Linked DNA regions of Homo sapiens: regions 2 and 3 are each linked to region 1. The links are chromatin contacts, found by Hi-C or POLR2A ChIA-PET in ENCODE. All regions are on one chromosome and are shown on one strand. The core of a region is the stretch at or near the end of the contact, and the rest is flanking DNA. Distances in the headings are between cores, read along the strand shown. Region 1 overlaps THRB (thyroid hormone receptor beta). Region 2 holds the start of THRB-AS2 (THRB antisense RNA 2). Region 3 overlaps THRB (thyroid hormone receptor beta).

Region 1 (3,532 bases), core at 80-2,579:
TTTAATATTAAATCTAGGACCCAATGAAGTGAATAAATAATGGTTGAATTTCTCATGATAGGAATCAGTTAAGAACTCAAATAGGAGAACAGAGGCAAGGTGTTTTCAAATCATACCACGCTGTGATCCACCTTTTGTATTCAGTAAAACTAACCCTATTTGGGAATGTAGTATCAAAAAATCAGTAAGAGAAAAAATATGAAAAGCTAGCGTAGTTAGACTGGGCATGAGCCTAAAGAGGAACATAAAACTCTGAGTTAGTAAAAATGTGGAAAACTAGTGAAAGCTCTGTCTGTACCGTATCCCAGGTATTAATCTGAGTGGGTCACCTCTTGGAGGGGAAGGCAGTCAGAATTTCTCCACTGGGTATGGCAGGAGACTCATGCCCCACATAACAGACTTTAGCAAATGACTGTTGAATGGCAAAGCTATACTTTTCATTTCAGATTTTCAGGCAGTCTCTGTAAGTGTTTTGCCGTCAGGAAGGGAAATAATTCAACCAGGGTCTATGGTTGAAACTGAGCTTAATTTGCTGTTGCTGATATTTCTTTTTATTCTTAGTAAAATAATTCACTTTTACTTCCACTCCACCCACTCTCTCAACTCCAGTTCAACAATCTCATTCTAGAGTTCCCCCTACTCTTTATGTTAGTCAATATCCAGGCCAAATCATTGTCCTCTTCTCTCTCTTCCCCTTCCTCTTCCCCTCTCCTTTTCCACCTCTCTCCCAGACAAAGTCACCATGGCATGTTACAAAGAGCATTGGCCTTGCCACTTAAATATGGGATACTGAGTCAGGAGTAACCATTCCTAAAATGGGAATAAGGCCGTAGCTCTCAAAGGTGACATTGGGTTAAGTGGGACGTGCACACTTAATCCATGGTAGTATTCTATACCCTTCAATGCTGGGTTCTGGGGCTACAAGCAGAGTAAAATCCGATTCCTGTGTTGAGGACTAGGTCAGCAGTGGCAGAGGTGGAATGGGCCTTAAAACAAACAAACAAAGCCCCCTGCAAATCTAAAAGCATCAACCACATCTAATTTATTGTCACATTGAGTGAAACATGGAGCACTTTTAAGCCAAATAAGGTAGTGATAGAAAAGTAAAGAAGAAAACAGCCAGTAAAAATTTTATGAGACCAACCTGAAAGGACCAGCTTGGCCACCTGCTGTTTATAGTGCGGTTTCCTTATGGCTGTCTTTCTCTACAGGTGGACTATCATCTCCGAACACTCCTAAGAAATGGAAGATAGTCTCTTAAGAGGACAGCCCAGAGGTAGTTTGAGGAAACGTCTGACAGCAGGAAAAACAACTTCAGCAGATGCCCCTTTGGCCAAAGCATGCTGTTAAAACTGACTCTACTGACACCTGGTGGAGAGTAGGGTAACTTCTCCCTGCTAAAGAGGGTGTGTGTGTATGTGTGTGTGTGTGTGGGGGGGGGGGGGGTGTGTGGGGTGTGTGTGTGATGAACGGATTGGAAACACATTCATCATGTCAGGGAAATTAATTCCTAAGGAATGAGGGTACCATGCAGAACCACCAGATGCCAGAATATATAATTGTGGTTAGGTGACTCACTGAGACACATGCATGAAAAACAACAAACAAGAATGTGAAAATAAAACATTAAGACTGCAGCAAATGATTTATTATTGATTTTTAAAAAGAGTTTGATAATGAGTAAGACAATAACAAACAATCCACTCCCTTCTGCAACCCTGGATGGTGTCATAAGAAAAGACTCTAGTACTTGACCCCTTGATAGTATCATCTGAAATTTAAAAGAAAATTCAATCTTGTCCCAGGGAGACAGTGTCTCTCAGTCTGAGCCAGTGCTCTGCTGCCTCTGGAATCTGCAGTGAGCTCCTTCAGATTTTTAACCCTGGGATAAAAAGAATAATCTTCCTAAATGGAGTGTTATGAAGACTGCTGTGCTCCTGAAATTCCCTTGAAGATGAAAATAAAATTATCCTAATAAATATAACTGTTTACTACTTCTTCAGTGTCAAATGGGGGGCAGGGGACATGGGGCTACATTGCAAAGCTCTTGCAGAAATTGACTTCGGAAACTTTGTCTCCATTCTCACGCATTAGGTTCTTTTTTTTTTTTTTTGAGACAGAGTCTTGCTCTGTCACCCAGGCTGGAGTGCAGTGGCATGATCTCAGCTCACAGCAATCTCTTTCTCCTGGGTTCAAGCAATTCTCCTATCTCTGCCTCCTGAGTAGTTGGAATTACAGGCACAAGCCACCATGCCTGGCTAAGTTTTGTATTTTAAGTAGACCCAGGGTTTCACCATGTTGGCCAGTCTGGTCTTGAACTCTTGGCCTCAAGTGATCTGCCCACCTCGGCATCTGAAAGTGCTGGGATTACAGGCGTGAGCCACTGCATTCAGTCGCACATTAGGTTCTTGTTTAATTCTGCTTGGTAAAGGTTCTGTTGGCTCTTTATCAGAAATTCCAGTGGCTTTCTGTGAGGTGTCAGGTGCATGGTATAGCACACACAGCCTGAATTTGTCTTTCAACAGTGTGTATCAAAGGTGATTTTCAGGAATGCACCAGAGCAATTAGAGCAATCATTAGTTCCAATTTGCAAGAATTAATCCATCATATTTGGGACACTAAATGAGAATTTACATCATCATTATTATTATTTGATGGAGTCTTGCTATGTTGCCCAGGCTGGTCTCGGACTACTGGTCTTAAGCAATTCTCCTGTCTTGGCCTCTATCATTATTATTTATTATTTTGAAAAATCACAGGAGCCTTGGTTAAGGGTTGTCTCAGGGAGCTAGGATGGGTAGGTCTGGGTAGGAAGGTTATAAAGGAAAGAAGTCCCTCAAAGATGCATATAGTTCTAATTTTCTTTCAGCTTCTCCCCTGCTAATATTTAAATTTAGAATGTGTATTTCCTGCAATGTGATGGCTTGAATGCATGATCCTGCCAGAATGTGTACAGTTAAACTATACCTGGGGACAGTCATGCTGTAACAGAGATTCCCAACTTTCTCAGTGTATGTCACTCTTAGTGTTTCAGTAATATTTTTTACGGTGACCCTAGGTCAAAAGAAATACTTAAATGCCCTGTTTATGAAGTTATGAGGTCCAAACAGCTTGACAGGTGGATTTGCATGGTGTCTGACAGTTGTTTCTGGGTTTCCCTCAAAAATTAAAAACATCCCACTGTATTTCTGTGGGGTTGCTGTGGTACCCAAGGTGCTCTGGTACAGATTTTGGGAACCATGGCTATAACAGCTTTGAAAATCAGTGAAAAGTCTAGAAGTGTGATTTGCAGTATCTCCTTTCACCCCTCACTCTTTGTGAGACCATGGCCACAACATTTGACCTAAAGGTGCCATTAAAAAGTTTCATACAGCCAAGTGAGTCGGCCTGGCTTACCACTTGGTGTGGAGGATATGAGAAAGAGACACAGAGTGAAGTCTTAGCAGGATTTAAGGCAGTCCTGGGAATAAATCAGGCTTGGTTATTATTCAGTAGTTTACTGAGCCCGCGTCAAATGGGGAGGCTGTGACGA
Region 2 (3,421 bases), core at 357-2,856, 87 kb before region 1:
ATTAAAGCATATTTTGATGTATGATAAGGAACCACTTCATTTTAAAAAGTAACAGAAATTAACTCTTGGAAGTGGACTTGAAGACATTTAAAACAGTCTACTTATTTTAAAAAAATCCTTTTAGAGATGAGCTGACAAAAGAGATGCCCTGGGCAATAAATAAGGACATATATTTCATTGATGATTTGTTGGTAAGAAGAGGTCTTGCTTTTATAAATCAATATCAGACATGTTTCTTTGTATTCTGAGAAGAACTGTATCCATTTTTTAGTACTTTGAGATGATTCACTGATCAATGTGAAAAGGAGATAACTCACTCTTCTAGTTCACTATTCAGGCAGCTGTTGAAAAGCTTTGATTCTTTCTCTAAAAATAGTTTGCTGTGGGACAGTATCAATATCCTTTCTACAAAAGATGTGTAAAAACTTGGATATCACAACAGACATGACATCTCCAAAAGATTTCACTCTTCTCAGGGTGAAAACTGGCAAAAAGGATTCTCTCCATACACATTGCAAGTATGGGGTAGAAATATTTTTAAATTACAGGTTTGAATAAACGATATAGGAAACAATTAACCCTTTCATCTTTCACCACTCTTAAAAACCGTGTTTCACTTGAAAAACTCGTTTGTCTTTTTCCAAGATGCTTTGTCATTATATTAAGTGATCCGCACAAGTACCCTGGGAAGGCTCTTCTCTGATTTTACAATGAAGGCAACCCTAGAAACAGGATTCTGACCTGAGACAAAGTCACAGAATCTGAAAAAAAATCTAGATTTTGCTACACGATTTCTTCTTTTAAGAAAACCTCAGCTGATCCAGGCTCCAAACATCCTGTGATCTAGGGAAAACAGGCTAGTTGATTTCTTGATCATCCTGAAGACATATGTGAGGCAGGGATATAGGTTAATAGGCTCAATTCTCTCTTTGTTTAAGTCAGTCACTAATAACGTATTGTCCTCTGTAAGGCACATTCACTCTTTAGAGTCATTTTGGGGAATTAAGTATTAAATTGAATTCCATATTAAATGGAATCAGGATCTCTCTCCCAGAATTCGAAATTTCCCATTATGCGCCGATTTAGAAGAATCTCAGTGCTGCAACTAAGGTAGGGAAAGCCTTATGAATTGGGACTAATTTAGAGAAAAGTCTAGTTTGAATTATCGAACTTTTGGAATGAGAGTAGGTACCTAAAGTTATGTAGTTTTATTACTTTCAAATCAAGCCAATAAAACTACTTTCAAGAGACTGTCTGCAAGTCTCTAATTAATAAATAGCCAGAACTTACTTGTAATTAGATTCATTAAATTCCCTAAGACATTATTTTCATAGATGTAATGGCAACCTTTAGCCCAGTCTTTGTTAAAGGACTACGAATTCCAGATCAAAGGGGTCTGGATAAATAAGAACATGTTACACCACATTCCAAAAAGCAAGTCTTGCAACCTTAGAAATTACCCCTTTCCAATGGATGTATTATCTCAACATTTTTAGCAGCCTTCTCCTAAATGTTTCCTAATGTCACGTACAAAAACATAGGGAATTTGCATGGAAAATCTTCCACTAGGGAAAAGGAAAACACCTTAATTTGAAACTGAGCTAACATGTTGATTTGGGGGCTTTACGAGCAAGGGTATGAACAAAGCGGGGCAGTTGGAGAAGCGGAAGAAGAGAAAAAGAGGTAAGGTGGATGAGAGAGGAGGGAAGGTGAAATGTTTTATACATTTAATACAATTTTTGCTTTAGGGTTTACATCTTGATAATTTAGTTTTAAATATAAGAGGTAAAAAAGACAAGGTATTTAACAAGTAAACAATTTTAAAAGTCCTTCCCTGACTTTAAATACTTCTTTATTTATGAAACATTAGCTGAACAGACACGAAATACAGCACTGGGTCAAGCTTTTTCCTTTATGGTAGATTTCATTTTCAAGGCTAGATTGTTGGACCAAAAGATATTTTCCAGAAACCTTATCTGAATTTTGTTGATGAAGTCTTGTAAGTAGGCCAATTTAGGTTCAGTTTCAGGAAGTGAATGGACTGATCACTGGTATATTCTTGTCAAGTATTTCCTGCAGATAGGACTGTACAGCACAAAATTAGCCGATGGATGACCAGAATCTACTTAGTCACTGCAGGCTGTGCGAAAAGCCAACTTGGATAATTTCAGAACATAACTGAATCTAAGTAGCCTCAAAGATATTCCCTATTGGAACCCTTGAAAATGAGCATATTCACTCAGACTAACAGCAGAAAACAGCCTGTGGTAGAGTAAACTCTGTCTCCTCCAACACTGTAGATAAAACAAGAAGAGAAACAGTCATTTCTCGGGATGACAACATGTTAAAAAGGACCTATGCTTTTTAAACCCAAAGTAAGAGTTTTATTAATTTCTTTTTATTTTATTGATTCTCTTCCTGTTTTAAAAACACTTGCAGAAGTAAAGAAACCAGACATTACACTCATTTAGTTATTTATGATTTGGGAAAAAAATTCAGTTCTTGAACATGTCAAAAATGAAGAGCACAACCAGACACCTGGATGATCACAGACCATGGATGTTAGAATTTGATTTTAATTTGAATTTAAACTTAACATTGCATTCTGGAAGAGGACTGGGAGGGGACTGGAGCTGGGCTAAGCTCTGTGCTTGTGGACCCAGGGCAATTACCTTGCAGCCTTCACACGTGATACAGCGGTAGTGATACCCGGTGGCTTTGTCACCACACACTACACAGAGCTCGTCCTTGTCTAAGTAACTGGGGATGTACCCTGTGAAGGAAATAAAAGAAGGAATATTAAAAAATAATATGTTAACGTCAAAGAGACACTATAGCTAAGGTTGCTAGGCCAGAGACAAAATTGGCTTGCCAGGAAGAGGTAACAACAGTAAAGACTTAGTGAAACCAAACGGTAAGAATTTTATACTCATAGAGTTAACATAGGCCCAGGATTTCAGAATGCCTTAGAAATAGCTCACACCTATAATCCCAGCACTTTGGGAGGCCCAGGCAGGTGGATCACCTGGGGTCAGGAGTTCAAGACCAGCCTGGCCAACATGGCAAAACCCTCTCTCTACTAAAAATACAAATAATTAGCCGGGCATGGTGACAGGCACCTGTAATCCCAGCTACTCAGGAGGCTGAGGCAAGATAATCACTTGAACCCAGGAGGCAGAGGTTGCAGTGAGCTGAGATTGTGCCACTGCACTCCAGCCTGGGCGACAAGAGCGAAATTCTGCCAAAAAAAAAAAAAGAAAGAAAGAAAGAAAGAAAGAAAGAAAGAAAGATAGCTGTGATCACTTGCTGTGCAGGTGGGAATGGCAGGAAGGCTGTAGAGCCAGTGACTCAAGCAGAGAGGCCAGGATTTGAGCACTGTGAGTTCTAGATAACACAATCTATTTAACAAGGCTTATTTCAA
Region 3 (3,471 bases), core at 44-2,543, 130 kb after region 1:
TCTGAGAAGTAATACAAGGTTCAATCCACATATCCAAAATGACTGTCTTGAACTGCAAACATTAGAATTCTACCTAAGTCTTAATGAAACAAAGTACATACTGGGTTCAGTTATAAAGGCCTTGCCACTCTTAATATAAATGTTTATTCATTTAAGGCTACACGGCAAACCAATATGGAAAAGCATATGGTGGTAAAAAATGAACCAGGAGATAGGGGGTAGCTTTGGAAATGGCATCAGAGGAGCATGAGCAAAATGTAAACAGAGATCAGCTATAATCAAGAGTTCTTATCAGTATCCTCAGTCATTTGATATATTAATGGAATGATAACTTGATTATGCCAACCTGAGTGAAGTCATGCAGTGGTTGAAGTATGGAAGAAAATCACATTTTCTAAATGTCTACTATATGTCAGGCACTTTATATTTTTAGTAATAATAGCTAATAGTAAGGATCTATAATATAAAAATAACTTTCCACAAATGAATTCCAATTCTTACAGTAAAACTATGAAGTAGGTGTTGTCATCCCCATTTTACAGATGAGAAAACTGAGATCTGAAAAGATTGAATAACTTGTTCTGTGTCACGTAGGTAGTAAACAAATCAGAATTCAAACTTCATTCTAATTCCAAAGCCCAAAATCTTTCTGCTTCATCATCCATGTACAAACAAGACATAATAATTTGGTGTGATTTACACTGTTCTCTAGGGAAAGGGCTCTTGGGGGTACTCATGTGAAAAATTACAGGGATAAAAATAAACAAATAAAAGAAAGCAGCCTCTACAGGTAACGTTTTTCGGACAAACAACTGAGAACAATAGGTTTTGAAAACTTCTCCTAATGAGGATATTTTAAATGTTAGAAAACTTAGTTTTGCTTTAGAGAAATACCAAAAATCAAATTACATAATTTTCAATAAGATTTTAGCTCATAGACATGTACATATCTATGTGTAAATACCTAGCTTTTTCATATCAGAATGCCCATTTTCAAAAATCTTATGCACTTATATGTTACTTCCAAATATATACAGAATATGCCAGAAGTGGATTTTGTATACCTTGTATATTACAGGTAAACTGCTTAATTCAAAAACATATTTCTAAACCCTGTGTTTATAAGAAAAATCATTTACCTGCCACATGTATTATTAGCCTGGTCATTTCTTATCCAGGAACATAATTTCCTGCCTTATTCACCAACAGTTACTTGAAAGAGTACACTAATCCAGCAAAGAGTCACTGCATCAAGTTTACCCCCCTACCAACTTGCAAAAGCTTGGGAGTGTGCAGGAACAGGCAGAGGGCAGAACAGGCACTCCCTCTGCCCATGTTTGCAAGCTGACAGACTGCAGGGAGGAAATGATTCATGCCACAGAATCTCCAGCCAACTTCGTGTCACTGGACTTTATAAAAACAAATAAACTAAAGCTTTTCAACAGACTGGAACTGCTTAAACAACTTTAGTAACATGGCTGCTTTATAAGGTCCCCGGGCAGTTCAATCTTTAGAAACTTGGGCCATAGATAAGATACTTTGTAAAGAGCAAATCCATTACCAGCTTATTATTGTAAACTGGATTGTCACTTTGGGAATCACAAAGAAATATGATAACTGCAAACAGCAGCAGTCAATTGCCATATGGATAATCTTTATCAGCTGGAAAAAATTAATTTGATTTTCTTAGAAACCTTAATTTTATTTTTAAGAGTTTGAACTTTAAAAGTTTGAAAACTGCATGGTACAATTACTTTATGGAAGTCTCATCAAACAGTATACCTTATAATTCTTATGCCTTATATTTCCTTCCCTATTGACTACTTATTTTATAATGGCTTCTAGAAGCTCATGAGGAATACTAATTCATTTAGAGTTTCTATTTCTCCCACCAATAATTTCAATCTATTGTCAAAGCAATGTAAAAGAAAATTCAAGTAACTTCTATCACATTTGGAAAACTTAAGAGGAGGAAATAAGATATTCTAATCGGGCGTATTTTGACTTCAACTAAATTTATTGGCTAAAATCCTGTGCATTTTGAAGGTCAGAATTGTTTACTTGGCTATGTCCAATATTAACCAGTTAGGTTAGGTACATATTATTTGCATATTGAAATGCATTATTACCTTTTCCAAATTAAAAAGCAAATTATGTCTGACAATACTACCCTACCCAGTTCCAGTTTTTGGCAGTAGAGTATACACATATGTCTATGGTACTTATAGCTATCAACCATCGTTGAATCAGACACTATTCCTATATAACAAGCATTCTCTACTTATACTAATTGTAGCCATCTTGCCTTCTGGGAACATGGAGAGAATTGCCAATCTTAGACTAGAAAGGGGTGAATCCTAGCCAGAAGTCCTCTTCTACTTCATCGTTACCCCCATGCTTCCAGGCAGTCATGACCAGGTGGTAGCGATGGCGGGAGTGAGGGACCAAGGCCTAACGGCTGCTGATTGCTCTCTTCACTCATGTCTTTGCCCATCAACCTATCAGTCTCTCTACTTCCTGGAAGCACGTGTACTCTGATCATTTTAAGGATCCGGAAGTCAAGTTATCTGAACTGCTATTCATCAGGTTTTCTGATTTCAAATCCATTTTTTTTCTGTGACTATAGCACAGCCTCTCACTTTTTTTTTTTTTTTTTTGAGAAGGAGTCTCTCTCTGTCACCAGGCTGGAGTACAGTGGCACCATCTCGGCTCACTGCAGCCTCAGCCTCCCGGGTTCAAGCAATTCTCCTGCCTCAGCCTCCCGAGAAGCTGGGATTACAGGCACATGCCACCACACCAGGTTAATTTTTGTATTTTTAGTAGAGATGAAGTTTCACCATGTTGGCTAGGATGGTCTTGATCTCCTGACCTTTTGATCCACCCACCCACTTCGGCCTCCCAAAGTGCTGAGATTACAGGTGTGAGCCACCACACCATTCCTAGAAGTCAAGTTATTTGTACTGCTGTTCATCAGGTTTTCTGATTTCAAATCAATTTTTTTTTCTGTGACTGTACCACAGCCTCTCACTTTCAAATAATGCTAATCAACATTTGAAAAACTAATGACACATTCATAATTCCTTCAACAAATGTGTGCTAAACACTAGCTGGATGGCAGGGACTGATCTGGTATACAAATGGTCAGAGTTACTACCTTCAAAGAACTTTCAGCATAGGCTGGAAGCAGGACGTGGAGATGTTTCACAGCAATTAGAAGTAGGGACAGAGGTCAACGAATACACTGAAGAGGGATTGAGCATTTGTACATGGCAAGAGATCGGGGAAGCCTTCAAAGTCAGACTGGTGGTTAAACATTCAGTCAATTTAGAGTAAGGGATGGTAAAAACCCTTTTATGTATCAAACCTCTTTGGTTTAGAAATTACAGACAGGGTAGCAAACCCTGTGGTCTTTATCAACCACACTGGGATTAGCAGCGACATGAAATAACAATTCCTTAGGCTTATTTCCTC

The links. A loop is a pair of places that touch in the nucleus more often than their neighbours do. ChIA-PET counts read pairs that join two places held with the same protein, here RNA polymerase II (POLR2A). Pooled maps may share reads with other maps.
Region 2: a loop to region 1 is called in a pooled map, with 2.0 times the contacts of the local background. The contact joins the promoter of THRB-AS2 here to the enhancer-like site in region 1. A Hi-C loop is called at or near these places in 4 of 168 maps with a recorded cell type or tissue (PC-9, ascending aorta, sigmoid colon and 1 more), 1 of 37 single-sample maps with no recorded cell type and 13 of 50 pooled maps. POLR2A ChIA-PET finds 5 or more read pairs at or near these places in 1 of 52 experiments (PC-9).
Region 3: a loop to region 1 is called in a map of ascending aorta, with 2.4 times the contacts of the local background. The contact joins two enhancer-like sites. A Hi-C loop is called at or near these places in 2 of 168 maps with a recorded cell type or tissue (ascending aorta and breast epithelium) and 2 of 50 pooled maps. POLR2A ChIA-PET finds 5 or more read pairs at or near these places in 1 of 52 experiments (BJ).

The regions. Positions count from the first base shown.
Region 1 is chr3:24,236,847-24,240,378 of GRCh38, forward strand. All of the region lies in intron 3 of THRB (thyroid hormone receptor beta), which reads right to left. Among named protein-coding and RNA genes, the nearest start is that of THRB-AS2, 87 kb to the left of the region's middle. Within about 2 kb of position 1,330, at least 5 of the 41 ENCODE cell types and tissues checked have a DNase peak (open chromatin) inside an H3K27ac peak, as active enhancers do; they include breast epithelium, where a contact is called at or near this core.
Region 2 is chr3:24,149,718-24,153,138 of GRCh38, forward strand. It overlaps THRB-AS2 (THRB antisense RNA 2), which reads left to right and starts at 1,607. Exons shown (of 4, transcript NR_121667.1): 1 at 1,607-1,683. THRB (thyroid hormone receptor beta) reads right to left here. Exons shown (of 11, transcript NM_001354712.2): 6 at 2,673-2,773. RefSeq lists a silencer at 3,297-3,421.
Region 3 is chr3:24,363,983-24,367,453 of GRCh38, forward strand. The region is part of intron 1 of THRB (thyroid hormone receptor beta); the gene reads right to left. Among named protein-coding and RNA genes, the nearest start is that of THRB-AS1, 130 kb to the right of the region's middle. Within about 2 kb of position 1,294, at least 13 of the 41 ENCODE cell types and tissues checked have a DNase peak (open chromatin) inside an H3K27ac peak, as active enhancers do; they include breast epithelium, where a contact is called at or near this core.